Linked DNA regions of Homo sapiens: region 2 is linked to region 1. A link is an interaction called in ENCODE POLR2A ChIA-PET data of the cell type or tissue named here. Cell type or tissue: A673. All regions are shown on one strand. Each heading gives the region's core, and the rest is flanking DNA. Links, peaks and the distances in the headings are about the cores only. Region 1 has its middle 59 kb from the start of ACTN1-DT. Region 2 overlaps RAD51B (RAD51 paralog B).

Region 1 (15,303 bases), core at 5,711-8,210:
AAAAATACTGACAATTATAGAGACTATCCTGGGTTTGGAAAGAAAAAATAATAATATAATAAAAATACTGACATTACTTAAGTGTTGTCGAGGATATAAAGCTGGTAGGCATGGTAAGTGGTACAACCCCTTTGGAAAACAATCTGGCGGTTTCTTTTTTTTTTTTTTTTGACTAAGTCTCGCTCTGTCGCCCAGGCTGGAGAGCAGTGGCGAGATCTCGGCTCACTGCAAGCTCCACAAGGTTCACGCCTTTCTCCTGCCTCAGCCTCCCGAGTAGCTGGGACTACAGGCGCCCACCACCACGCCTGGCTAATTTTTGTATTTTCAGTAGAGACGGGGTTTCACCGTGTTAGCCAGGATGGTCTCCATCTCCTGACCTTGTGAGCCACCTGTCTCGGCCTCCCAAAGTGCTGGGATTACAGGTGTGAGCCACCGCTCCCGGCCAGTGGTTTCTTACAAAGTTAGACAAACACTTATATGATTCAATAATTCCACTCAGGTATTTGCCTAAGAGAAATGAAAACTTATATCCACACAAAAACGTGTACACAAATTTTAGCTTTATTCATAATAGCCCATCAGCTCAACTGCCCGTCAACAGATGAACTGATAAATACATCTGGTATATCCATACAAGAGAGTACTATTCAGCAATAAAAGGGAATGAACACAACAGCATGGATGAATCTGAAAAATATGCTGAGAGAAAGAACACAGGTACAAAAGCATGCATACTACATGATTCCAATGATTTGAAACTATAGAAAAAACAAGTCTGATCTAGAAGGAAGGAAAGTGATCAGTGGTTGCTTGGACAGAAGGAGATTAACTGAGATGGGGCACAAGGGAACATTTTTGGGGTATGGAAATGTTCTGTATTTAGATTGCATTGGTGATTACACAGGTGTATAAATGTATAAAAACTCATTACACATTTAAAGTTGGTATAATCAATTTGATTAAAATTCTATTGAATCCCCCCAAATGTAGTATCTTATTATTATACAGAATGTGACAATGTAGAAAGGTAGAAGAAAGAAAAAAAGAAGCATCTTATGGTACATCCCAAATGCATTGAGTATTATAAATTATTCTGTAGAAATTTAAATTACAACCACTATGCTTTCATGTACTTCTCTTGGCATTATTATTATTATTATTTGTGACAGAGTCTTGCTCCATCACCCAGGCTGGAGTGCAGTGGCGGGAACATGGCTCACTGCAGCCTCGACCTCCTGGGCTCAAGAAATCCTCCTGCCACAGCCCCCCAAGTAGCTGAGACTATAGGTGCACACCACCACACTCAGCTAATTTTTTTTATTATTTATTTATTTATTTGGTTTTTTTGTAGAAACAGGGGTCTCACTTTGTTGCCCAAGCTGGTCTTGAACTCCTGGGCTCAAGTGAGCCTTCTGCTTCAGCCTCCCAAAGTGATGAGATTACAGGTGTGAACCACCGTGCGAAGCCTGGCAAATCTTCGATAATGCTATATGGTTCATTATCATCAGCAGTACATGAAAGACATTGTAGATATTAGTAAATATCTACCCCTGCGAATGTATACAATGCACACATGATGTGAAAGGAAAGTAACATTTATTATGTACCACAGTATATGCCAAAACCTTCTCATGTATTATTTCTCTTTCATGATAAGAAATTTAAGTATTGGCCAGGCGCGGTGGCTCACGCCTGTAATCCCAGCACTTTGGGAGACTGAGGTGGGGGCAGATCACGAGGTCAGGAGTTCGAGACCAGCCTGGTCAATATGGGGAAACCCTGACTCTACTAAAAAAAATACAAAAATTCGCTGGGTGTGGTGGTGCACACCTGTAGTCCCAGCTACTCAGGAGGCTGAGGCAGGAGAATCTCTTGAACCCCAGAGGCAGAGGTTGCAGTGAGCCGAGATTGTGCCACTGCACTCCAGCCTGGGCGACAGAGTAAGACTTCATCCCAAAAAAAAAAAAAAAAAAAAGAAAGAAAGAAAGAAAGAAAGAAATTTAAGTATTGCAGAGGTTAAGGCACTGTGAGAAAGGCAGGTAAGAGAGCAGTTTCTAGAATCATAATTCCTGTTTCAAATTCCAGCTCTCTCATTGGCTGCATGACTTTGGGCATGTCACTTAAACCCCTGGAGCCTCAGTTTCTTCATCTGTGTAATTGAACAAAGCCAGTATCTACACAGAGATTTGCTGAAATTAATGAGTGCACGTTCATAAAATTCGTAGCGCTGAACTAAGTGCACAATAAACAACAACAACAACAAAATAGTTGTAATTAAACTGCTGGAGAGGATAGGCCAAAGCCTTCCAGAGGTTCCCATCTGACTTCAAGTTCCCGTCTTGAAAAGGGACCTAGGATGCCGTAGGGTCTGTGCCCAGAAAGGACATCCATAACCTGCATAGGTTAGCAGTGCCTTTGGGATTGAGGATCTGCCATCATAACAGCAAGGTTTCCTTATTTTTATTTATTTATTTATTTATTGAGATGGAGTCTCGCTCTGTCACCCAGGCTGGAGTGCAGTGGCATGCGATCTCGGCTCACTGCAACCTCCGCCTCCTGGTTCAAGCGATTCTCCTGCCTCAGCCTCCAAACTAGCTAGGACTACAGCACACACCAGAATGCCCAGCTAATTTTTTGTATTTTTAGTAGAGATGGGATTTCACCATGTTGGCCGGAATGATCTTGATCGCTTGACCTCGTGATCTGCCCACCTCAACCTCCCAAAGTGCTGGGGTTACAGGTGTGAGCCACCACGCCTGGCCTGGCACTTGATAGTTTATATCCATTATCTTGTGAAGAAGGTATCATTACAACATCCATTTTACAGACAAATAAACTGGGGAGGTTACACAGCTAGAGAAGAAGGACGAAATCCCAGGGCGTTGGACTCCAGTTCCACATGACTGAGCCTTCCTGACAGAGGTAAGTTTGTCCTGCCCCATCACACTTGCTCTTCTCCGGAGGGCCTGGTGGTCAGCAACCACCTGACCGAGAGCAGGAGGGGTGGGGACAGGCCCTGGTCTCACTGGGTTGTGTCTTCATCAAGCCAGCTGTCTGCACAACTGGTCTGCCTGGGGTCAACTGGTGTAGAGACCAGGGAAAGTCAGAGCCAAGTCCCCCAGCAGATTACATCCATATTGAAAAGTTAAAGAGTAGCCAAAAGAAATTTGTGATGATAGGAGTCAGAAGAGTGGTTTCCTGGCAGGCTGGGGGTGAAGGGCATGGTGGTTAGGACAGGAAAGGGTACAGAGAGTGGGGTGGTAGGAGTGCCCCCACATCTTGATTTGGGGTATGGTATGGTTACACGGGTGTACGAATATGTAAAAATTCATTGACATTTTCGCTGGAATGCATCACTGAAGATTAGTGCATTTTGTATATAAGTTATGACTCAATTTTTTTCATTATGCAATGTCCATGTAATATAACTCCATTTTTAGTTTTCACAATGCAAAAAAAATTTTTAACATTGTTACCAAAAAAAGAAAAAAAGACCAGCCCTTCCAAAAAAAGCATTGCCTTATCCCTTAACCCTGAAATAAGAAATTTACCTAATACTGAAGTTGAGAATTTAAATTTGAAAGGAGGGTAACAGCCCCGTGGGTCTGGAAGCCTCCAGGACCCGTGAGTCTCTAGCCCTCTCTCCTGGCCCATGGGCTACAAAGCCTCAAGAACCATGCCTTTTGAGGGAGCTCTGGATCCTGAAAGCTGTGGGGAACCTTTCCTGGTGACGTTAGCTTCCTCTGACATAGTTTAATTGTTGTCAGTCCATGGAATCCGGATGGAGGGTTTTGGCATTTCATTCTTTTCAGTTAGGGCTGAAATAGCATTTTCATTCTCCACTCTCATTTTCAAGGTCTGGTAATTTTCTGAGACCATCACCATTTGGGCTGAGATGTTCTCATTCTAGATGCAAATAGGATGAGGAACTTTTCATCAGCAGGCCTGAGAGCAGAATGGGTCTCTCTCTAGACCCATTTTTAACCTAAATGCTCAATAAATACCAGCCTGTGGATAGCTATAAACCTGTGTGCACCAAACAAATAGCTGCTGATTATAGATGGCAAAAACTATTAGAAATGCAAGGAGAAGTTTGTAAAAATTAAAGTGAGATGTTTTAGTATACCTCTTCCGTAATTAGCATGAACTAGTCATCAAAAAGAATTAGGCCGGGTGCAGTGGCTCACACTTATAATCCCAGCACTTTGGCAGGCCCCGAAGTGGGAGAGGGTGTGGGCTGTCTGTCTGGGTGAGTAGGGCATGGGAGTCATTCATCACTTTCCTGACCTTAGCTGGGGGTCCAGCAGCCTCCCTCACAGCTACTGGGACAGAGCATGTGTCACTGTGGGGCACTTTACACATTTACTCCTTTCTTTATTTGTTGCCTGTTTGAATCTGTGCCATGAGTGCATGGGAGCTCCATGTTCTATAGGGTAGATTATAGGATCCCCACTTGAGGAGCATCACTTGAGGCCAGGAGTTTGAGACCACCCTGAGCTACATGGTGAGATCCAGTCTTTTCAAAAATAAATTTGAATTACCTGGGAGTGGTGGTATGCACCTGTATTCCCAGCTTCTCAGGAGGCTGAGGTGGGAGGATCACTTGAGCCCAGGAGTTTGAAGCTACAGTGAGCTATGATCATGCCACCGCACTCCAGCCTGGGTGACAGAGTGAGACCTTATCTTTTAAAAAAAATTATAACAGGTTAAATAATACAATTAAAAGACTCAATTGAACACATACACATATATCATTCTTTATCTATTCAATAGAATGCATTTTTCCCGTCTGATCATGAGGCATTTTTAACAAAATCAATCCTGTTGGATATTTGTTTCAAAATAATAGAAAGGGTATTAATGAAAAAAGGTTGACCATGAGTTGACAATCATGGAAGCTAGGTGATAAGGACATTAAACTTCATCTAATATTCTCTCCAGTTTTTTTTTTCTTAGAGCTCAATTTCTAGAGAATTCTCTCTACTTTTGTGCATATTTGAATGTTTTCAATATAAAATGCTTTAAAGTGATCAATCATATACTTAGGTACAAATAAAACTTTTGTAAAAACTTTAAAATAGAAGTTTTTTTAATTTTTAATTTTCTTTCTTTCTTTCTTTCTTTCTTTTTTTAAGAGATGGGGTCTTGCCATGTTGCCTGGGCTGGTCTCAAATTCCTGGGCTCAAGTAATACTCCCACCTTAACCTCCCAAAGTCCTGGGGTTACAGGTGAGAGCCACCACACCTGGCCTCAAAAATAGAGATTTAAGTGGGCCATATTCTCTGACCCTAATTCAATAAAATCAGGCACAAAAATGATTCCCCAAATTTTAATTGTATAAAAATTAAGAAACACATTTAAATAACCCCTGGAGAGAAAATCAAAATTAAAATTATCTATAAAACATTAACAAATAATCTTTTCATTTATTCATTTATTCATTATATACCGAGTGCCCACTGTGTGCCTGGGACTGCTCTAGGCACAGGGACAGAGCAGTGAACAAGAGATCCAAGGCCCTGCCCCCGGAGCTCACATTCTTATGACACAGATAGACAAATGAATGAGCGAACATACCACGCAGTGGTACGTGCTCCACAGACAAAGCAGTTGGGAGGGGAAAGTGGAGTGGGGGCTGTGTGTGGGGCTGGCTAACCTAGATCAGGTGGTCAGGGAAGCCCTGCTGGGAAAGGTGACATTTGGGCAGATTTGAATGAGGTGGGGCAGCGAGCCCAGGAAAGAATGGCCTGGCGTGCTCTCAGAGGGGGAGATAGTACCTTGTTTCCAAACCAGTCCCCAAGCCTGGCCAGCTCCTGTGCTCACAAGAATGCTGGCAGCAGGAGCCAGGGGCTACAAAAAACAGCCTGAGAGAAGGGGCTTCCCACGGCAGAGGGTCATGCAGGCTGTAGCTGTGGGTACCCAGACTGATTCTGGCAGTAGGCTGGCCAGCCGCCTAAGAGAGGGTGTAGGCTGTCTATCTGGGTGAGTAGGGCGTGGGAGTCACTCATCACTTTCCTGACCTTAACTGTGGGTCCAGCAGCCTCCCTCACAGCTACTGGGGCAGAGCATGTGTCACTATGGGGCACTTTACACATTTACTCCTTTGTTTGTTACCTGTTTGAATCTGTGTCATCAGGTCATGGGAGCTCCATGTTCTATAGGGTAGATTATACAATCCCCATTTTCCGATGAGGAAGCTCCAGCTCAGAGTTTAGGTAACTCGTCCAAGGTCCTAGAGCCAATGGGGGCAGAGCTTCCTTCCTGCCCTGGTGCATGCCCTCCAGGATGCCTGGCAGGCTGGGCTTTAGAATGGGGTCTACAGAGGCCAGTTTTCATGGCAATGGGGCGGGATGGTGGAGGTGAGCTCCAGTGGTTGGAGTGGCTATTGGCCCCTGTTAGACACCAGGAATCCTTGGGTGGGAGAGGAGATTTGGGTCAGATCCTACTTCACACTCACACTTCATACTTCACACAGGGCAGTAATCTTCCCCTGGAAACAAGGCTGCTCTTGAGGATCACACAAGAACTGGTGAAAGTCCTCCTGCACAAGGGCAAGTCCATTCCAATAGAGGGAGAATTGCATGACAAAAGGGAGGTAGCCAAGTGTTGACAGTCCCAGGCCTCGCTGGCAGCACCTCTGGGCTTCCAAGGGTGACATCATACCTAATGAGTCATCAGAGCCACAGCACCCAGCACTGTCTGACACATAGTAGGTGCTTAATCACTGGTTGCTGTTATGATAATGAAGCCTTAACGTCCTTATGCAGAAATTGAATTGGAAGCTGAATTTCCTTTTGGGCTGAGACCAGGAGAGCTCTCCAGGCCCAGGGCTTGGTAACCAGATGAAATTGGTTCCTAATGGGGGCTCTGTGGAAGCTCAGCAAGTGGCTCTATCAAATTAGCAGGCTCGATGGACACGAGGGAGCAGAACTCTTCCTGAGCCTGGACCCTGCCATCCCTCGTCCCTCTGAAATCAGATTATGGAGATGGCAGGGCCAGGGAGGAAACTGAGCTAACACAATTACCAGCCCCGGCCGGTCCATCTCAGCCTGGGAATAGGGCAGGGAAGAGGAGAGGGCAGAGGGGAAGCCAGAGCTTCCCTCAGGAAATTACAAATCCAAGAAACTGAACAGGATAAGCCTTTCCCTGCCTTGCTGTGGGGCTCCATCCTGGGATTAGTGAGCTAATCTCCCTGCTGTTCTTACAGAGCATCAATTCCTCCTCCCTTGGAGATCAGGGTGGTCATTCCTTTTATAGCTATGACGTCATCAGCCCTGGCTTGAACCTCCCTAGTGAGGGGTGTTTGTTAACCACCGAGACCTTCTATTCCATGACTGATTCAAAAGCAACTGACTGGACTGTAGCCAAGACTGCCACTATCTGGTCTTGGATCTGCCGTCATCTGGATGTTGAACCTTGGGAGGTCTTCAGCCCATTTCCCCATCTGTAAATGAGATTTATGACCCCATGGTAGGCATGTGCTCGTGTTCTCAGCGTCCATCCACCCCTTTCCCACTGTGAAGCAAGCTGCAATCTTCCAGTTGGCTTCTGATTTTAAAGCCCATCAGCCCCACACCACGCCTCTTGCCCTCTTGGCCTCAGGAGTTTGGGCATTGCCCTGGCTGTGGTGGTCCAGGCAGAGCCACCCTTCAGACTTTCCTTTCTGCAGGAAGATTTGCTTGCCCTGTCCCCAGATGAGAATGAGGCAGTGTGTTGCCCTGGCTGATGATGTTGGCTGCCTTAACTCCTCGGAGGAAGCCAGCCTGAGACAAGGCAGATACACATGGAGGGCAGAGCCAAGAGAACTGCAGAGAAAGAGACAGAACTCTGATACATTTTAAGGCCACTCTATCATGGAATGTTTCAGTTATGTTTACAGCAAAAAATCATCATTCTTCCATGTACTTTGAGCTGCATTTTCTGACACTTGCCATCACCCATCTTCTAATAGGCAGAGACTTCTTTTAGGGTTCAGAGTGCTGGGATTCCTGATCAGAGATTGATTTCTTTGTCATTTCTGCTCAGTGACTACAGTCTTAGCCTGTGTGACTCACCACTGGATGCACCCACTGTGTTTCCACAGGAAGGGAGACTAGGAATGTGTTTGAAGAGTTGCCTCATTTCCCACCTATGTCTGTAAGCTAAGAGGAGTAGGAATAGGCTATACAGCAGAAGCCTATCCACAGAGAATGGTGCAAAAGAAGAGAAGAGCAAGTTCCAACAACTCAGTTCAGGGAGCCATACACTCCCTTTCCAGCTGCTGCCAGTTTACGCTGGGTTTCTGTCTCTTGTACCCAAGATAGCTGGCTCAGAAAATCATTTTATTCATCTTCGTTTTCCCAGCACCCAACACTGACTGGCACATAGTAGAATTCCAGTTAAGATGAAGACTTTACTTCCCATTATCTGGACCCTTCTACCAATTTCCCCAAACTCAATATTACATTGGTGTTTTTAGTTGTCTGTTTGGAGGAGCAGATTAGGTTTTGGAAAGGTAGCTTCAGCAAATACCTACCAGGTGTCATCTATGAGTTAGGTACACTGCTAGGTGAGTTCATGTATATTACTTCATTTACTATCCCGAACTGCTCCAGTTAATTTTATGCCCACTTTCCAGAGAGAGGAACTGAGGCTCAGAGAAGTTAGGTGGAATTTTAAAGTCACTCAGCTAGCCAGGTTCAGTGGTATATGCCTATAGTCCCAAAAACTTGGGAGGCTGGGGTAGGAGGATCACTTTAGTCCAGGAGTTCAAAGCTATAGTAAGCCATGATCACATCGGTTAATAGCCACTGCACTCCAGCCTGGGCAACATAGCAAGACTCTGTCTCAAAAATAAAGTCACAGCTGGTACTGGCAAAATCAGAAAGGAAACAAATACCTTCTTATACTCACACTGCTGATAACAAACTTATGTTCAGTTAACAGAATACCAAAGGCCCTGAATGTCCCTTCCAACTTCCATTGTGAGAAAAGCCTCCAACACAGTCTGGCCATGAGTGTCTTTAGGGAGAGGAGGAAGTGGTCTGGTAGCTGGTAGCTATGGAGTTAGCCAGTCAGTCCACCCCTGGAGTCAGCTTTGAGTCCATTTCAGGGAGCCCTTGGCCAGTGCTGGTGTTCAAGCCTGAAGGACCAGAGGCAAGTGTGCATCATTTGAGGGCAATGGCCATGGGCAGGGTTAAGGTAGGTGAAACCCAGTTCCCATATGAAACCAGAAGCACAAAGAGGAATTACCCAAGGGCAACTCACGTGAGCATCCTATCTCATTCTTCTCGGTTTTTCTTTTTAGACATCTTAATTTATTTTTTTAAATAGAGAAGGGATCTCACTATGTTGCTCAGGTTGGTCTCAAACTCAAGCCCAAGAGGCATGATTCTCCCGCCTTAGCCTCCTGAGTGATGGGGGTAACAGGCACACACCACTGCAGCCAACTTTAAGTATCTTTACTGAAATATAATTTATAATTTATATACCATAAAATTTACTCATCTAAAGTGTACAATTCAATGGTTTTTAATTTATTTACTAAGTAGTTGTTACAATGATGCTACAATCTAAATTGAAAACATTTTCATCACCCCAAAAGAGAACCCCCTATATTAGTAGTCACTCCCAAGTTCCCCCTGAACTCCTCCTCTTACCCTTGGCAAAGCTAGTCTACTTTCTGTCTCTATAGATTTGCCTATTCTGGACATTTCATATGAATGGAATCATATGTGTCCTTTTGTGACTGGCTTCTTTGTCTTGGCATAATGTTTTCTTTTTCTTTTCTTTTTTTTTTTTGAGACAGAGTCTTGCTCTGTTGCCAGGCTGGAGTGCGGTGGCATGATCTCCGCTCACTGCAACCTCCGCCTCCTGGGTTCAAGCGATTCTCCTGTCTCAGCCTTCCAAGTAGCTGGGATTACAGGTGCCCACCACCATGCCTGGCTAACTTTTTTGTATTTTTAGTAGAGACAGGGTTTCACCATGTTGATCACGTTGTTTCGAACTCCTGACCTCAAGTGATCCTTGTGGCTCAGCCTCCCAAAGTGCTAGGATTACAGACATGAGCCACCGTGGCTGGCCAGCATAATGTTTTCAAATGCTCATGTGAGCATTCATCCATATTGTAGCATCAATCAGTACTTCATTCCTTTTTATGGCAAAAAATAACATCCCCTTGTATAGACAGACCACGTTTTGCTTATCCCTTCATCAGTTGATGGACACAGTTGGGTTGTTTCCACTTTCTGGGTATTACGAATAATTATGCTCCGAACAGAGTGTACAAGGTTGTGGGTGGTCACCTCTTCTCTTGATTTATTTATGTATAGTAAATAACTCCCCACTCCCCACCCTCATTTTCCTCCCCACATAGGTCACAACTCTAGTGTGTGTAGTGTATATCCTTCATTTTATGGCATTTTATGAAAAATGTGTATTCCTCTTTTGCCTGCATGCATTTGTACATTTCACATACATGCTATTGTGTTTTAGCTATTATTCTGTCTTAATCTCTTCACTCAACACCGTGTTTTTAGGATCCACCCATGTTGCCAGGAGTACTCCTGATCCATTACTTCCAGCTGCCGTGTGGCCCCCGGGGGGTGGGCTGCGAGCACGTGTGCACGTCCACTCCCACAGGGATGAATGCCTCATTTCCCCCAGCTCCCTGTCACCACACACAAACCCACAATGGCCATCTCGGCATGTGTCCCCTTCAGGACCTGGGGGAGAATGTCTAGAATTTATGTTCAGGAGTGGTTTGCTGGGTCATAGAAACATGCATACTTACTTTGAGTTGTGCTGGATCATGAAAAATCTTTCCCCTACCAGCAGGCAACAAGATTAGGGACACATGGATTCATGCATTTTACCAAGCAGAAATAATAGCTGAAATGCACTCACTATCCAGGTTGGCAAAGCTTCAGTACATCAGTGCCGAGGTATACCGTGCCTACTGAAAGCTAGAGGTAGACTCCTCTTTTTATTTGTCTCATGTCACTTTGCTGTTTCTAGAGCACTGATTCCCTTTAAACATTCTGGTCTCATTAAGGGAGGTTGTTCTTTATCCCTTATGGATAAAGATTATTAAGGGAAACTACTTCCCAAGAACTTTCCTTTGTCTTGGGGTGCAAAGTCCTTTGACCTGTAATGAACATTTCTGTGTTTTATGACTGGGGAGGAGATGCTGGGAAATAACTGGTTCCTAAAACACTTCCCAGCACCCAGAATCACCAAGGAGACGAAAGGAAAGGGAGAATTCAAATGATTAGCTAGGAACTTTTACCTCTGACTTCTGGTTGTTTCCTAGAGAAAATAAAATCCTCACGAGCAGAAGAGCCTGAAACATTTCTTTCTTGTGGAAACTTCCTATATTTGGGGACAATCAATCATTCCAGCAAACCTTCAGGTTATCACATCACTGTGAGTCTACTGACGAGAAGTCGTTTCTTTTTAAAGGACTCACTCAGAGTTTACCCTAGATCCCTACACCCAAGGGTGCCTCTTTTTACACAACAGATGGGCATCATCAGAAGTCTTTTGCAAAGAACCCATTTGTATGTCATGTGAATCCCTTTGTCCTCGTTATGGTTTCCTAAGTTTGGATTTCTCATAATTGGCTTTTCTTAAAGTGAAAGCCATACTCCTGCTCAACAGGCTAGAGGTGAGAGTGAATCGGGCAGTGTTGGGACAGACTGGGCAGGTCACTGTGAGCGCCTGGCTGGCAGCTGGGAGGGGAAGCAGGGCTGGGAGCGCCTCGGGCTCCCTCCAGCTGCTGCCACTCCGTTCCCCTCACCAGCTTCTGGTTTTTGAATCCTAGCTCTGTGGAGCAGCTCCTGTGGCTGGCTTTATTTGGAAGTATTTAGGGCAAAAAAGGAACCCTGAATTTCACAACACTGAGCTTCATTTCTATTTATGTTCTCATAAACGCAGAGAGGGAGGAAGAGATGACATTTTTGGAGAAGTCACCAGTACTTTCTACCTCTATTTGTCCCCGACATTTTGCTTAAGGACAGTATCATGGCAGTGGAGCCAAAGTCAACAGGTCATTGGACCTGAAAAAAGACAGGATTATGATGACAATAACAGCTGCTCTTTCTACCCAGTTCCTACTGGGCATTGTGCTAGGTGCTTTGTGTATGTTTTCACTAATCCACAGGAGAGCATTGCAAGGTAAGCCTCGTCGCAACTTTGTGGATGAAGAAATTCAAGGTCAGAAGAAGAAAGTGACTTGGCCCATGCCTCAAAGCATCACACTGTGATTAAACATCACATTCTTCCTACTACCTCATGCTCTCTGGGACCCCCACTTTCCACCCCACCGAGGCCCTCGTCTTTCTCTGACTTCCTACTTCTGCTCTTCTAAGACAACTAAGCTGTGACTCAGAGCATGAGGGGAAGAGGTTTCTTGGCACCAGGAAGGGACTCAGGGCTCAGGGAGACAGTTTAGAGCCAGAATAAGCTCATTAGGTCACAAGAAAGCAGGAATGACGGGAAGACACTTCTTATTCTTGCCCTCTGATCCCATTGTCCCTGGCAGAGAGTGGCACCCTCACCCCAGCAATGCTTCCTCAGGGGAGTAAGTTTGAAGCAGTCTGGGAAACTGGGCAGCTGAACCCCTCCTGACCCCTAAAGTCACAGTGGGGGCTGAGAAGAAGAAGAAAGACCTTGTAACTGTGGGCTTGGCAAGGGTCCAGGGATGTGCGCTGGGCTCAGGTTTTCCCTCCACCCCAACTTTGCAACAACCTGGGCTCCTGCGCCTGCTGTTTGGGGCTAGTTGGCCTGAGGGGAGGAGGGGAAAGAGGGCGTTTGGGCAGGGGAGGATGCAAGCCTGCCAGGAGAGCCCGGAGCGTCCTCAGCATGGGCAGCAGGGAGTGAATGAAGGGAAGGAGAACTGCAGGGCTCAAGAAACTCCCTTTCCTGGACTGGCTGCTCCAATGGATGGAGCTTGCAGGATAGTGGCACACAGGTGAGGAGGCACTGTTCCTGTGGGCCACAGTGTGGCCTCTATGGACTGCAGACACACACAGAGCAGTTTTGCCCTTAGTTACCCATAGATCATCTTAGAGTTTCCTGTTATTCTAAACATTGAAGGTGGGAACGCTGGAGCTTGAGGAAAGTGGAGACCTGGCACCAGGAATTCCAGGAATCCAAGAGGCTGTCACCTGCCATGAGGTCAGGTGCTCATGGTAAGGGCCTGGCCAAGAGATCTTCCTTCTGCCTGTCAAGGACTTGTCCCTGACCCTGTAGGCACCCACGGCTGAAGTGCAGAGTCCTTGATCCATTACTGGATTAGCAATCACAAGAGTCAATTCCAATTAGAACAGAGAGTCTAAGTTATCTGGTTGGACACAAATGAGTTAATCCTCTTGAATGAAGACCTAGCTTGGCCTCTTAGACCTGCTGTCCTGGCAATTCCAGTTTATCCAGTAAGTTTGACTTCTTTTCCAAGGAGACCCTAGAGGCACGTTCACCATTGGTCCTCCACCTTTTCAGGGTCCCCAGCCTTCCTCCTGGCTCCCCTTCTCCCTAGTGCACCAGCATTAGAATCAGTCCAGCCAACTCTTTCCTTCCTTCCAAGTGAAATCCAAGAACTCACCTTTTCCTGAATTCTTTAAGCCACCCATATTGACCCAAGGGATGAAGCAGCAGAAACAGTGTAGTGTGTAGCAGACAGAGGGTCCACACTCCTACCCCTCAGTGATCCCTCAAGCATGTTCGCTGGTCTTAGCAGGGAGTGAGGTTGCCTACTGGACCCCAAGTCAGGAGAGGAGAGGGAGGGTCAGTAGATCAAATGTAACTGCTGACTCAGCCAGCCTCATGAGAAACATGCCACACACCCTGGTTCAGTGGGGCCCCAAGCTTGGGACATCTCCACGGGTCTCTCCAAAGAAGGACAAGCTGGGGGAGTTGCAGGATTTGGACACCAGCCTGAGCAGAAGGACAAATTCATCTTTATGCCAACTCTCGCCCCCGCAGTCAGCCAGACCTGGAATGAGACAGTCTGGGCCAGCTGTTCCACCTATTGGCGCTGACCAGCCTTCCCCACTGAGGCTAAACTTGGCAGCTTCGGCCCATAGAATTCCAACCTAGGCAGCTGCTTGAGAAACAAAGTGCTTGAGTTTGCTTTGAGCAGGGATGTTTAAAACTAGGATAAAGATAACAGGATATGAGCTATAAGCTGCTTATCACAGCTAGTTTAGGAAAAAGACCTTACCAGGACCCAACAGGCAAGAAGGGAACAGCAATTTGAGCCAGTCTTCTTGGGTCTGCAACTGGGCATATTCCATTTAAAACTTGTCCTTTCCTCTTCTGGCCCTTGGGTGCTTACAACTTGAAAGGTCTTCTCCCATTCTAAAGCCTCTGCATACCTAAAACCTAATGATTCAGCTCCCACCCTCTGGTCCCTTTTGTCTTTTCTTCCAGTACCCCAACATGTTTATTGCTTTTCTCTAAAAGTCATCCAAAGGATTCATTTACATCTCCAGGGGGCTGAAACACCAGGACAGCATTCAGCAACCTGGGAATGGTTAGAGTTGCTAAGCGAGGTGCAGACAAGTCACGTTAGTCTGAGTGATGATTTTCTAGGGGTGAGGGTGATCCAAGCACAGCTGACTCTGTTTTTTCCTTTGCCAAAGGCTCCACCCTCACCCTGCCTCCTCACAGACCATATTCAGTTCCTTGCTACTGCTGCATGTTGTCGTAAGAGTCCCCGCTGGAGTCATGCTGGGTGAGGGTGGGGAGGTCAAGGTAAGCACTTCCCCAACCAAGAATCACATCTTAGGGAAGGAAGCAGCAAGATGTGCGGAGAGCATAGCCTCAAAGGCCAAGCCCAGCCTCTCACTGGCCTTGCCTCTCAACCTCTAAAATGAGGGAGCTGAACTGGGTGATGCAGCTAACCACTCCCTCTCCTTCAGGATAAGCTCAGAAATGCTTATTTCGGCCTGGACTCCTTCTCTGCCCTCCCCATGTCCCCACCCTTGCTCTGGCTTCTCTTCTGGCAGATGTGTCTTATTTGAAAAGCTTTTTTCCCTAAGTATAATTCCATTGCCTCTTTTCCACCAGCAATTCAAAACTTTCCTCTCATTCTGCTGCCTCTCCAAGTGCCACGCATGTGCTCCTGGGATCCAGGTTCCATCTAGATCTGTCCTGAGGGTTTAGTGGGCCAGGATTGCACTCTGACCCTTCTTCCCCTTGGCCTAGTGAGACTTCTGTTTTTGTTTTACGGTTTGGCTTCTTCTTGAATCAGATGTTACCGAATGCATACGTGTGCATGCACACCCACACACCAATCCTGCATGGAAAACTCTGGTCAAAACTTTT
Region 2 (15,303 bases), core at 7,952-10,451, 910 kb before region 1:
GACTATAGAAGAAAACAGTCTCACATTGACTTAAAGTCGCACTACATTTTTTAAATCAACCCCTCCCCTGCAAAGAAATTTATTACCCAAATAGATTACTGACCTTTTCACTAACCTTTGTTCTGCATTTTTTTCTTTTCAAAATCAGTTCTATAATTTAAAAAATAACAATTTGCCATCAACAAGGATATTTATTTCCTTTTTATTTTGAAAAGAGTTATTAAAAAATCTATATCAGAAAACAGTAGACAAAATAGTAGTTTCCATATATCCTTCACCCAGTTCCCTCTAATGTTAACATCTAATATAAGTATAGTACAGTTACCAAAATCAGGAAATTAACACCAATAAAATACTATTTGGTAATCAGTAGACATCATTTAAATTTCTCCAATTTTCCCCACTAATATCCTTTTTCTGCTTCAGGATCTAATCCAGCATCCCACATTGCATTTAGTTGTCATGACTCCTTATGCTGTTCCAACCTGTGACAGTTCTAATGAGGACATTTAAAGGAAGTGTGCCCCTCGCCCACCAAAAGGAAGAAAGAGCCATAGACTCTGAATGTAATTCCAAAAATATCTTTGTCTCTGTAGCTGTCTTGTCAACTATGTCTTTTATTTATTGGATTTTTTGTAACCTGTGTACCAAATTTATGCAGATTGCAGCAATAAGAAGAAGGGTAAGATGTGCTTGGGCACAAAGGAGTTGTGAGGACAACACATCTGTCCATAGCCATTGTGCAGGTGTATTTTGAGCTCTGCGGATTTTTTTATAATGCTTTCACATTTGGTTCAAAATATTTTAAAATCTTCATTATGATTTCTCATTTGATTTGATCCTCATTTATAATAGCTCGTGTGTGTGTTGTGTGCATGTGTATGTGTGTGCACATGTGTGTGTGTGTGTTCATTCATTTCAGGAACTTTATCTGTTAAAATTCTTTGAGGCCAGTGTTTAAAGTATGTTCTTCAAGGGAAGATTCCTATTTGCTCCCATCAGATGCTTGTGAACACTTCAAATGCAGGGGAACCGCCAAACAAGTTCTTTTTTTTTTTATTGAGACAAAGTCTCACTCTGTCACCCAGGCTGGAGTGCAGTTGTGCGATCATGGCTCACTGCAGCCTCGACCTCCCTGGCCTCAGGTAATGCTCCCACCTCAGTCTCCCCACGTACAGGCACGTGCCACTCACTAATTTTTCTAATTTTTTTTTGTAGAGACAGGGTGTCACCATGTTGTCCATGTAGCTGAGACTATAGGCACGTGCCACCGTACTCAACTAATTTTTCCGATTTTTTTGTAGAGACAGGGTCTCACCATGTTGTCCAGGCTGCAGTTCTTGATGTTAATTTCTTTTTTTTTTTTTACAACTATTTTATCATTTATTTATTTTTTATTTTATTTTATTTTATTATTATTATACTTTAAGTTTTAGGGTACATGTGCACAATGTGCAGGTTAGTTACATATGTATACATGTGCCATGCTGGTGTGCTGCACCCATTAACTCGTCATTTAGCATTAGGTATATCTCCTAAAGCTATCCCACCCCCCTCCCCCCACCCCACAACAGTCCCCAGAGTGTGACGTTCCCCTTCATGTGTCCATGTGGTCTCATTGTTCAATTCCCACCTATGAGTGAGAATATGCGGTGTTTGGTTTTTTGTTCTTGCGATTGTTTACTGAGAATGATGATTTCCAATTTCATCCATGTCCCTACAAAGGACACGAACTCATCATTTTTTATGGCTGCATAGTATTCCATGGTGTATATGTGCCACATTTTCTTAATCCAGTCTATCATTGTTGGACATTTGGGTTGGTCCCAAGTCTTTGCTATTGTGAATATTGCCGCAATAAACATACGTGTGCATGTGTCTTTATAGCAGCATGATTTATAGTCCTTTGGGTATATACCCAGTAATGGGATGGCTGGGTCAAATGGTATTTCTAGTTCTAGATCCCTGAGGAATCGCCACACTGACTTCCACAATGGTTGAACTAGTTTACAGTCCCACCAACAGTGTAAAAGTGTTCCTATTTCTCCACATCCTCTCCAGCACCTGTTGTTTCCTGACTTTTTAATGATTGTCATTCTAACTGGTGTGAGCTGGTATCTCATTGTGGTTTTGATTTGCATTTCTCTGATGGCCAGTGATGGTGAGCGTTTTTTCATGTGTTTTTTGGCTGCATAAATGTCTTCTTTTGAGAAGTGTCTGTTCATGTCCTTCACCCACTTTTTGATGGGGTTGTTTGTTTTTTTCTTGTAAATTTGTTTGAGTTCATTGTAGATTCTGGATATTAGCCCTTTGTCAGATGAGTAGGTTGTGAAAATTTTCTCCTATTTTGTAGGTTGCCTGTTCACTCTGATGGTAGTTTCTTTTGCTGTGCAGAAGCTCTTTAGTTTAATTAGATCCCATTTGTCAATTTTGGCTTTTGTTGCCTTGATGTTAATTTCTAAGCTGCAGGTTTTTAGGCCATATAAGTGGTTTAAGTTTCTAGCCCTAAATCACATTAGGCAGGTTTTAGATAGAAATTCTCATTAGGGCAGAGATCTTTGTTACCCAGTGCCTGGAAAGGTGCCTAACAAAAACTGGCCCTCAATACATATTCATTGAATGAAAAAATGAATGAATGGGGAAGACCCTTGTCCCCTGCCTTTTTTTTCCTGATATATTCAGAACCACATCTGAGAAGGACAGGTCTTCTGCTTCAAGGTGGGTTTTTTTTTCTTAGTTTGCCAACTGAGGGTGTCACCCTTTGGGAGCCTGGAAGTCTCAACTTTAAGTAAGGGTCCTCATTTAATCTCTTGTCCTGCTTGGGCCCGGGCTCTGTCTGCTATCCTCCCAACTCTCTTGCCATGTGCCCATTTAGAACCCAGGCTCTAGTTCATTAAGGATTGGCAACTGCTCTCAGGAAAGAATCCTCCCAAGTTTTTTTCCTTCTGAGAAATGTTATTTTTTTCAGTTGTTTCTGGCTTACATTTATTTCTGTTACTCTCTGGCTGAACCATGCTTAAAAAGACATATTTTATATTTTAGGTGTGATGTACTAGTCTTCTGTCATATTGCTAGGAGTGTGATTCTCTGTAACAATTTCTTTAGAGAAGGTATAATGTAAAGTAAAAATTAATATGGAGGAATGGGTTATAGGGAAGTTAGTGTCCCTGAGATCATGAAATTATCTCTTTACGCACTGGAAGTTATTTTTTTCTCTCGTGTTTCAAGTTAGAACTTTTTATTATGTCATAGATTAATCACACTGCTGTCACTTATTGAGTGACTCTTGTGCATCAGGCATTTTACATATATTATTTCTAATCATCATAAAAGCTTTGCAACCAGACTTAGCAGCTTTATTGCAAAAGTGAAGAACCTGAAAGCCAGAGCATTTATGAAACTTTTCCAATTATTCCAGGCAGTGAGAAATTGTAGTAGACATGTTTTATGGCACCTGCTTGCCATGCTTCTAAGAGGCGTTATTCCTCCTTGTTGAGGAGTAACAGCCCTGGTTTGTACCATATGACCCCATCCCCATCTTCTAGTCAAGTGATCTAAGGATCCACAATCCTTAGCTTGGTAAGTGCCCTCTTGCTAACCTAAAAACGAAAAAGTCAACAGCTTGCTTTATAGGGAATTCCAGAAGCATTTCCATAAACTTATTAAGCCAATGATCACCCTTATTCCTACTATCATTTAGTATTGTTATAGTAGCACTAGACAAAGGAGTCTTACAAGAAAAAGAAATTAGAAATAAAAAAAACTAGAAAGGAGGCATATTAACTATACCTTCTAAGTAATATGATTGTATATTTGGAAAAACCAAGTGATTCAACTAAAAAATTTACAAAAATAAAAGAATTCATAATGACAGATTCTGAGAAAGAAGAACATTGCGGTGGGACTAGACCAATTTTTGTAAAATGTATTAAGCTACAATAACTTAAAGACTGTGGTGCTGGTATAGATAGTTAAATGGAAAAAAATGGGACATCCAAAAATAAATGTGGAAGGAGTATAAGATATATATACATATCTTATATATATATATTTCACATAAGATAATGTTGGCATTGCATATCACAATAAACACTGGAGCATTCAATAAATCTTACCATTAGGCAAAGAAATGGAGTTGAATTTATATCTTAAGCCTTATCCAAAAATAAATCCTTGGGGGCAACAATGATTTAAATGTGAAAAATAAAATCAAAAAAGTATTGGAAGAATATCTAAGGTTATTTAAGATAATTTCTACATTAGAAAGTCTTTTCAAGTATAATATAAAGCACAGAAGCCATAAGATAACTAACTTTAAATACTAAAAAACAAAGTTTATGCATAACAAGAAAATCCATTGTAAGCAAAGTCAAATGACAAATGAAAATCTGGAGAAGATATTTCACATGTATCACAAACCAAGACTATTTTCCCTATTGAATAGAGAGCATCTACAAATAAACAAGAAAGCAATGACCAGCGATGGGTAAAGGATAAGGACAGATCACAGAAAAGTAAGCACAAGTGCTTTTAAAATTTAAGAAAAAGATATCAGACTTCCCTCCTGATGAAAATTAAATGGAAAACATGATATATCATATTATTGAAGATAAAGAAGCTTGATCAAAACTGGCTATAAAGGGTTTGAGAAAGCAGTTGGTTTTATACTTTTTGGTGGAATGATAAATTGTTAGATACAACTTCTGTGAAGGCCAATCTATAAAAAAAACTTAAATGCATGTATCCTTTGACTAAGCAATTCCACTTAAGGAATTTTCCTACATTTGTGTTTTTCATTTGAGCAAAATGACTGACATAAGTATAGTTATTGCATCAATACTTATAATAGCAGAGGACTGGAAACAACTTAATTGTCATCAATAGGAGACTGAATCAGTATATTATGGTACTCCATGGAATATACTGTGCAACTTGTTAAAAGAATGAAGAAGTTCTGCAGTGGTAATGGAACAAAATCCAAGATGCATTATTAAATAAAGCAAAATGAGAACAGTATGTCTAACATGCTCTCCTTTGTATAAAACAAACACACACACACACACACACAGACACACACACACAAATGCATAGCTTATCTTTGTTGTAAGGTTGTTTCCAGGGGGGGGTTTTGCTGTGTGAGAAACAGGAAAAAGAGACTTTCTTTTCAGTGCAAATCCTTTTATGTTTTATCATTTTCAGGCTTTGCCTGTTCCATAAAAATAAAATTAACCATATAAATGTCAGGAATGATCTTTTCTTTTCTTTTTTTCTTTCTTTCTTTTTTTTTTTTTTTTTTTGAGACAGAGCTGTCTCCTCCAGACTGGAGTGCAGTGGCATGATCATGGCTTACTCCAGCCTCAACCTCTCAGGCTCACATGATCCTCCCACCTCAGCCTCCTGAGTAGCTGGGATCATAGGCGTGTACCACCATATCTGACTAATTTTCTTCTTGATTTTTAGTACAGTCAGTATCTTATTATGTTGCCCAGGCTGGTCTTGAATTCCTGGGCTCAAGCAGTCTTCCCACCTTGGCCTCCCAAAGTGTTGAGATCGCAGGCATGAGCTACCATACCTGGACAGGAACTTAGTCTTTTAAAAAGTTAGATGATATCAGCTGGGCACGGTGGCTCACACCTGTAATCCCAGCACTTTGGGAGGCCGAGATGGGTGGATCACTTGAGGTCAGGAGATCAAGAGCAGTCTGGCCAACGTGGTGAAACCCCATCTCTACTAAAAATACAAAAATTAGCTCGGCATGGTGGCGCACACCTGTAGTCCCAGCTACTCGGGAGGCTGAGGTGGGAGAATTGCTTCAACCCGGGAGGTGGAGGTTGCAGTGAGCCGAGATTGCGCCACTGCACTCCAGTCTGGGCAACAGAGTGAGACTCCGTCTCAAAAAAACAAAACCAACCAACCAAACAAACAAAAAACTGTTGGTTGCATTTCAAAAATCTAACTGAAAAGACTTTGTGCACAAGCAACTGCATGGAATTTCATTTATCCATCTTGGATAAAAAGCCTAGTTGGTCCTGCTATGATTTGACTCTGTGTTTCTTCAGGCTCTAAGTATTCCAAAATGATGCATTAGCTCCCTGGACTCTCTGTGCATCAGAGACCTAGGATGTGCTATTTAAATCATCTGGCAAATTGATGTGTGGGGGAATGGAACTCTTTCCCCCATTTTTTAAAAAAAATTAAATTTTGTAATGGTGGCACATTGTATAATAAGCACATATGAAGATTGGAGCTATCATTTTGGAAATGACCTTAAATAGAAGGAGGAAATGATAGACTCATAGTACCATCCAACAGTGTGGGTTCAGCCTATTTTCCATTCCTACCACAGAGCTGCTGGGTGACTCTGAGTAAGCAGTTTCATCCAATTTTACTGTAAGCCTTTGCATTCCTAATAGAGGCACAATAGTATTGGTACCTGTCTTATTCAGAGAGTGGCAGATTAAGAAGACTTTGGGTGATTTCTAACTTCTAGCAGCCGTACACACGAAAAAGTCTGTACAATATAGTGTGTTTTTGTACTCAGATATTTCATGTGATGGCTCTATTTTTTGAAGCCATAGAATAATTCTTCCTTAAGTAAAACAGCAAACTAGCTCCTTGATGTCACTGAGTTTGTGAATTATTTTCGTTCATTTTGATTAGTACATAGGCCTCACAAGCTATTAAGGAGAAAAAAGAAGACAGGTTTTCTTATTCTTATTTTAATGATGAGATATATACAGTTGAAAGGAATTATGTAAGGCCGGGTGTGGTGGCTCACACCTGTAATCTCAGCACTTTGGGAGGCCAAGGGGGGCGGATCATGAGGTCAGGAGTTTGAGACCAGCCTGGCCAACATGGTGAAACCCCATCTCTACTAAAAATACAAAGATTAGCTGGGCATGGCGGGCACCTGTAATTCCAGCTACTTGGGAGGCTGAGGCAGGAGAATCACTTGAACCCGGGAGGTGGAGGTTATAGTGAGCCGAGATTGTGCCATTGCACTCCAGCCTGGGTGACAGAGCAAGACTCTGACTCAAAAAAAAAAAAAAATTATATAGCTTTCTCAAGCTCTCATGAGAAACAGGTGACGAAGTGAAATTTTCCTGCATAATGTCACATTGGATGAGAAATGTATCCTTATTTAAAATGTTACATCAGGGAGTCATATGCTTTATGGTGCACTCATGCCAGCAGTAACATTGTTGAGCTCCATATGAGACACACAGCAAAGTGGTTTAAAAATTGCATAGGGCTGTAGCATTCATTTACACAACATTCAAAACAAAACAATTACTGAATCAAGCAAGTGGAAATGCAGAATCTAAGGGGGTGAAAAAAGATTGTCTTGTGTTTACTTCTTTTTTAATTCTCTCATTGTCTTCAGTTGATATTCCTCTCAGATGCCAGATACCTGTCATTGTTGCCAGATGACTGGACTCTGCTGGCTCATCAAGGGGCTGTGGCAGTGCTTGTTTCCATGAGAGCTGGAAGAAAAACTGCAATGGAAAAGCACACGCAGTCGTTCATAAGTAGCTGGCTGTGTAATTCTCAGTGCCCTGTGTTCATCTGAATGTGAACTTAATCTGATATTGCTTAGAACTGGGGCTTCATCAATGCAAATGACTGTGCTTGCAAGCTGAACTTCAATATTTGTGAGCAGTGGCAGAGCACTTTGGTTAATGTGTACATATTCAGGTTTGTAGAAAAAAAATCTGTGCAATTTGACTGTGGTCAGTTTAGTTGCCAGGAGAATTGGATATTCCTGGGAAAAGAAAAAAAGTGTCTCACTTCTGGAGCCATTGTAACCATGTAGGTATTTAAGAGGTTTTTGTTTTGTTTTGTTTTGTTTTTTCAAAGATAAATCCCTTTTTGGATGATTAGTCAGTTGATCTTAAATATCATGTAATTGGCCATGAAAATTGATGGAAGGCTCTGTTCTTAGAACTGTAGCTCCATTGAAACTCATTCTCATGGTGTCATTTAGAAAGCACCAACGTCCCATAGGATCACATGAAAACAGAGTCTAAAGGAGTTATCAAAATGATACTTAAGAAGTTGAAGTAAGTCATCCCATATCTGATCTTCATGATGACTATCAACACTTATGTTAGATGGGCACTCTCATTAATCCTGGTGTTTTCCCATGATTTCTCTGGTGCTAGATCTGATATGAATAACTTGGTTGCAATAATTATAATAGAAGGGAGATTGAATTATATACATCTTTGTTTTATAGCTATACCTTTTTTTGTGCTAATAATTTTTTACTGTAGTAACAACAAAAATCATTCTTTTATCAGCTTTTAAATATTCGTATTCATAATAGCACTTCCCTTAGTTTATGTAGCCTTGTTTCCTGAGCATGTTTGCTGCCTTGATTCTATTGTTGTGCATGCTCTTGTTCTGGGGGAGCCATTTAGGTTTTGTGTATGCCAAAAAAAAGTCTCATACTCAGCAGTTACAAAATTACTTTCCTTCTTTATGGATTACTTTATATTCAAGTCCTCCAGTCCTAAGTCGTTGTCAGCAAAGATTGGAAGCAGCAGTCAGAAGTGTTCTACTCCTTTGAATAACTGCATAAAACTATAGCCCCTCACCAAAGAAAATGGGTTTTCATGTATGACACGTTGATCAGCATGAGATTGCTGCTGAGCTGGAGAAGAGACTGTGCAGTGACTTACTTGACAGCAGAGGTGCTTTTTACTTCCTTAGTACTCAAACTGCAGCATCTGTTCCATACCAGAAGTGAGCAGCTTGTTTTCCAATCAAAATGGATTCTTCTGCAATTGTACCTTTTTTGGAAATTAGGTACACTTTCTAACATATATGTTTTGAGGCCCTTGAGTATTTGAAACATTTCCTAGTCTACTTTCCCAGACTTAAAAGATATCATGTGTGAAATATGTGGAATGAGAATCTCAAGGTGTTTGGGTGGATTCGTTCTACGGAGAATATATTTGCTTATTGCAGTTTCTCAATAAAGACTTTAAAGTAGCTGAGGGAAAATCTAAAAGCACCTCTTCAGAACTGAAATAATTTATGTCTGCTGGTATACATAGAACCTTCCAGAGTATAAGCTAATGAGCCACCTCAGATACCACCTCCTTTGTGAAACCTTCTCCAGCACCCTTAAAAGAAAGTAGTTATCCTCTGCTCTGCTTTTCCAAAGCACTTTGACCCTCTGTAAAAGGGCTTATCTCATATATGTGCCTCAAATTATATTTTTTCATCTCTCTCCCTATTTATCATGGAAATCAGAAAGGAGATTTTGTCTTATTTATTTTTGTATTTCCCAAACTACTCCACCCAGACCATTGAATGTAGCTATAGATCAGGCAACAACCCCAACCCACCTGGTTTCCTCCTGAGTGGTCTGTTCACTCCCTGTGCTCTGCTAGGATTATATGCTCTTAAAAGCACTATTCACATACTGTTTCAACGATTTGTTTATATAGCTGTCTCTTCTATTAGACTGCAAATTCCATGGGGATAGGACTAAGTCCTCCATCTGTATTAACCCAGGGCCTAGCATAATGCTGCAACACAGAGTACTCATTAATTTGTATTGAATGAATGTTGGATTTATTCAGTGAATGGTGGCCTTGAGTATATGAATGGGAAATATAGGGGCTCATATTCCAGTTAGCGGTACTGTATAGTGATAATTCATAAATAACAATTGTACATTGTAACACACACACACACACACACACACACACACACACACACACACACACACACATACACACAGTAATGCTTTTTGTCCCTGGAAAACCACAAGTAACAATGAAGTATTCTGCTTTATTATGTTGATATCATCATGATAGGAAGGATATGTTGCTTATTCACTCTTACTTTAAAACCCAGAGATGGTATTCTGTCATTTCTTAGAAGGTTAAGTAGAATTGATCTGTTATCAGATAGAATTAAATTTTAGAGTTTTCATTGTATCTCATGATGGAATTGCCTGTTAGTTTGTGTCCCCTAGGAATGTAAGTTCCCTGTGAGTAGGTGCTATACCTTCTATGCTGAGGTTCCTAGCATAGGGCTTGGAGAGCATGGTAGATGATCAACAAATATCTATTGAATGGAACATAAAAATGAATGTATGATACAATTAGAAAAACCCATAAAAATTCGTTAGCTTTAAAGTGAAAATTCTTTTTACCGCTTGGGAAGTATCACTGGGACCAAATGGCTTTTAAGAGAAATGTAGAAACCTTCTGAACATGGCAGTATTTAGAAGCTGGAATATGAGTTTGGTTTTGATTGTTCCAAGTTCTTCCTTTGGAAGATCAAACTTCATTCCTTTAGAAGCTTAATCCTTTTTGTGTCTCTATCTTTAGCTTAGATTCTCACCCAGAGAAATAGACCTTCAATAAAGTTAATGTGAAGAGAAGTCAATTAGATCGCAAGAGGAGTTTCTTTGCAATCAAATTACCTGGAATTTTCAGGTCAAACCTGACAGAGTGTAGGTTTCATTAAAAAGGGGCTTATAGGCCAGGCACCAGTGGCTCACTCGTATAATCCCAGCACTTAGGCCAAGGTGGATGGATCACTTGAGGTCAGGAGTTCGAGACTAGCCTGGCCAACATGGTGAAACCCCATCTCTACCAGAAAATACAAAAAATAGCTGGGTGTGGTGTTACACGCCTGTAGCCCCAGCTACACGGGAGGCTGAGGTGGGAGAACCACTTGAACCCGGGAGGCAGAGGTTGCAGTGAGCCCAAATCATGCTGCTGCACTTCAGCCTAGGTGACAGAGTGAGACCCTGTCTCAAAAAAAACGTGAGTGGGGGGGCTTGTAGATACTGCTCTGTATCTCTGCTCTCAAATGATATGAACTTGGTAACAGATACACAGCTCTTACTAAGTTAGCATTCATAATTTTAATTTAAACTCTCAAGCTAGTTTTGGTAGCTCTCTATTTTAAAAGAGTTAACATGTAGTTTTTCATTGAAATTAATTTTTCTTTACTCTGAAAGGTAATTTCCTAGAGATGAGAAGGTATCTAGCCTTTTTCTCTTCTTAGGAGACACAAACTAAGCCAGTTGCAGTATCATTTACTACTTTGTATCTTGCTCTTTTTTGTCATCAAGGGCACTGGTCTTGCTTCTGGAAGAATTCACTGTGAATGAGAAAGCCACAGAAGGATTTAGCTGTAGGAGATCCTTTGCTTAGAGGCTTTTATTTTATAGATGAGGAGATCGGCTCTGAGATGTTAACTTATTTGTTTAAGGTTACACAGCAAGTCCATAGTAGAGCCTAAACTAGAACCTAGGTCTCTTGGCTGCTTGTTCAAGCCTCTTTCTACTATACCTTACGAGTTTTCTTTGTATACTGAGGTAGGATGCTCACTTCCAGGCAAACACTGATTGCTGAAACTGAGAAACTGAGAACTCTATGAGTTTAGAGTTTGGGGTGACAACACAGCTAAAACTTAAAGACTTACACATGTCACATTATTCTTTAACTAGAGAATAATTTAGTTTAACATCAATTTGGTAGTTTAACTACAACTGCTACATTGTACCTAGTGTCTGGTTCAGTGTAGATACCACAGGGCAACAGCAGTGAGGTGCCTGTCACTTAAAAGGGGAAATTAGATTTTCCCCTAAACTAGAAATCGATAAGCACAGGGTCACAGTGGAAATTTACACAATTTTCTTAAATACTATGATCTTGAAAGAATAAAAGACTTGACTGCAAAACTAAATAGCAGATATTAGTCAGAAAAGATGTTGGTCATCTATAGAAGCATGGACAAGATCAAATCGCAAGGTAAAGGTTGCCTGTGCCTACAAGCAGAGTGTACTCCAGTGGTTCTCAAACTTTAGTATATACTTTAGAATTAACTGGAGGCCTTGTTAAAGTACCAATTCCTAGGCCCTATCCCCAGATGCTTATGGCCCAAGAATTTGCATTTCTAACAGGTTCCTAGATGATAGTGATGCTGGTTGGGGAACAACATTTTGAGGATCATTGGTCTATAGGTGTGTTAGTTTTCTACTGCGGTGTAACCACAAACTTAACAGCTTAAAACAACAGCCATTTATTAGCTCACATTTCTGTAGATAGAAATCCAGGACAGTATGGCTGAGTTTTCTATTCAGGCTGAAATGAAATCAAGGTATTGGTTGGCAGTGTTCTTACCTGGAGCTCATAGTCCTCTTCCAAGATCATTCCTTTTATTGGCAGATTTCATTCCTCTGCAGCTTTAGAACTGAAGTCTTGTTTTCTTGGTATCAGCCAGGGACTGCTCTCAACTCCTAGAGGTTGTTCTCTGGTCCATAGAGGGTGCCTTCAGAGGAGAAAATACAGTAGTGTGGCTGACTCAAGTGTTCCTGGTCTATGTAGCAATTGATTTTCTCTGAGGAGATTAATAAATCAACATTCTTATTATATACATCAGCCTCTGTGAATCTGCTTAATGTGGGTCTCCTCTTGCTGTGTTTAAAGATTGGGTTTTGAAACTGATTAGCTGAGATTTAGATCCTGGAATGAAGATAAATTCACCAAGATGAAAACCAATGTTGGGGAACAAACTGGGCAGCCAGCCCTCCCTTTTAGGAATCATCTCTCTATTGCTTTACAACTGTATTTGTTCTTCAAAATTCTCATTGTATAGCATATCTTGGATTAAAGCCATGGTTAAAATTAAAGATCTCAGAAATTCAAACAAAATGTCTAATAATTTTTCTTTAGCCAATCTCCTCTCTTTTTTTGTAGAAATTGATTCTTTTACTGAAGCCTTGAGATCTCTGAGCATTATAAACTTTCTGAACTAAAGTAAGAATCCTGAAAATAAAATTTCAAAGGTGAAATGGTGGCAACTTCACTTCCTATGGGAATTCCTGTAAATATCAGAGAAAAGTGCTTGGCAGTCACAGATTGTTGAGAGTTATCAAGTAAGCCTCCATAATCTACTGGTTCTTAATGCCTGATCTATATGGCTGACTTTGTGTGTGTGGGTGTGTGTTTGTGTGTGTGTGTGTGTCTTTTATTTACCAAATTTTGTTTTTTCATCCCTTAGGAAAAGTCAGGCTCTATTTGTTTGAGTATCAGTGGCTCAGAGGTTCTTTTATACAAATGTATTTAGCTAATTATGTGACTCAAATATCCAAATTTAGAATTATTAAATTCCTTTAGAGCAGATTGATAAACAGGATTATTGTTATTTTATTCCCTTGTCACATTGTTAGAGAATAAAACTCAATCTGTATTTCTAAAGTCAGTGACAACCATATCATTACATTGGCAAATTTTGTAGACTTAACTGAAACCACATCAAGCCTAAAAGGCTGCAATGTCACTTAGAATTTTAAAAGTAAACTGTATACTATACAGCTGAAAATATTTAATTTTATAGAAGTTAATATAAAATGACTTAAGATTTTAGTTGTCTATAAAATCAAAATCTGCCTCAGTGTCATGTGCTTGTGATGTGGGCTTTGGAGCTGCATTAACAAAAGTACATGTCAAGATCAAAGATGGACATATTCGCTGGGTGCGGTGGCTCACGCCCGTAATCCCTGCACTTTGGGAGGCCAAGGCAGGCTGATCACCTGAGGTCAGGAGTTCGAGACCAGCCTGACCAACATGGTGAAACCCTGCCTCCACTAAAAATACAAAAATTAGCCAGGCGTGGTGTCATGCGTCTATAATCCCAGCCACTTGGGAGGCTGAGGCAGGAAAATCGCTTGAACCCAGTGGGCGGAGGTTGCAGTGAGCCGAGATCATGCCACTTCACTCCAGCCTAGGTGACAAAGCGAAACTCTATCTCAAAAAAATAAAAAAATAAAAAGATCGACATATTCTTCCTATCGCTCTCTGTTCTGGTCAGACCACCTTTTGTTTGACTGCCATGTGTTCACAAAGATTTTTGATAAATGTTCATTTAGGAGGGAACCAATCAGATTATAGATTGGAAATCAAGTCACCTGAAGTACAGTTCAACAAGCTGAGATTACTTAGCCTAAAAAAGAGAAAACTTTGGGGATATGTTTAAGATAGACTTGTTTAATTATATAAACTAACCAGTTAATAGCATTTCTTATTGGAAGGATATTAAAGAGTTTACAGAGTCAAAGAGAAGAAGGAAGAATCAGGCTCAGAAAGGACAGGGAAAGAACAGCTTAAGAGGGCTCAGTAAACCTGGCAGTCACATTCTTCTGGGCTTCACTGCCAAAGTTATCACACTCCAGCAACTTTCAGTGTTTTTGTTAAGATTCAAAACTAGGGGATCTGGCTTGGGTCATATGTTCACTTTTTGGCTAAAGAATGGCAGGGAATCTTGACTCATAATCCCATTAGGCTGCATTCAGTGGGGTAGAGGTAATTTTCCTCAAAGATTTGGGGTGCTATTATCAAAATAGTAAGGAAATATATGCTGTACAGACAAAAAGTAATGAATATCCACAAAGGTTATGTGATCATAATCTTTGAATATTGGAAAGAGGAAGATGAGCCTTGGTAAGGATGTAAGGCAATAGTTGGAATATCCATGGAGGCATATGTGTTTCAACATCAGGAAGAACATTCTAACAATTAGAGCTCTTAACAGGCTGTATTGTGAGTTATGGACTTCTTATTCATAGTAGGATATTCTTTTCATTGCATGTGGTGGAAACGTGACTTGAACTAGCTTGGTAAAAAGAGGAAATTAGTGGAAAGATATTAGGAATGTCTCATGTGAACAAAGAAAGGATTGAACAGCCAAACTGTGGAGAGGGCAGGCATCCCACTGGGCCCCAGAAACTGCTAGAACCAGAGACTCAAATGCAGCTTTCCTTATTTCTCTTTCTTTCATCTCTGCTTCTCTCAGAGTATTAGCTCATTTTCCCTCTGCAGACTTACTCTCTCATGCACATTATGTGAAACATGATTGCTAAGCATGCCTGGGTTATACATCTCCCAACAATCAAGAGAAACTCTCTCTAGCACATTTAGTGAGAAAAACCTTGGAAAAATTCTCTGGTCCAGGTTGGGCCAAGTGCCCAATTCTGAACAAATCAACCAAGGCCAAGGGGCAGGACCCCTAGTTTGGTTCCAGTGCCTTCTCTGGACTGATCTCGGGATGGAAAAAATTGGCTCTTAGGAGAACTATAATTGAGAAAAGCAGTTCACAGAAAAAAGAGGGATGCTTTTTCCAGAAAAGAATGTGGGGGGCAGGCAATATAGTAATTGCATGTATTCAAAGGTTAGCTCAATCAGAAATATTAGAGAAATGAATCTTATGTTGGTGGGAATTTGAACTGGAAGAACTTGAAGTTCTTTCCAACTCAGAGATGATGTGATTCTAGCT

The links. ChIA-PET counts read pairs that join two places held together with the same protein. Peaks named below come from ENCODE experiments on the same cell type or tissue, not always from the same donor. Only the 100,000 strongest peaks of a DNase experiment are listed, where the experiment ranks them.
Region 2: POLR2A ChIA-PET joins it to region 1 with 6 read pairs; 2 of 35 experiments call an interaction of 5 or more read pairs at or near these places.

What each region holds. Positions count from the first base shown.
Region 1 is chr14:69,031,376-69,046,678 of GRCh38, forward strand. No RefSeq gene overlaps it. Among named protein-coding and RNA genes, the nearest start is that of ACTN1-DT, 59 kb to the left of the region's middle. RefSeq lists enhancers at 6,022-6,718, 6,719-7,416. In A673, for the core only: no CTCF peak of the experiment used is centred there; a DNase peak (open chromatin) is centred at 7,266.
Region 2 is chr14:68,117,914-68,133,216 of GRCh38, forward strand. The region is part of intron 7 of RAD51B (RAD51 paralog B); the gene reads left to right. It overlaps LOC105370546 (a long non-coding RNA gene), which reads right to left. Exons shown (of 4, transcript XR_943976.3): 3 at 12,153-12,300; 4 at 3,335-7,496. Among named protein-coding and RNA genes, the nearest start is that of RAD51B, 310 kb to the left of the region's middle. In A673, for the core only: no CTCF peak of the experiment used is centred there; no DNase peak of the experiment used is centred there.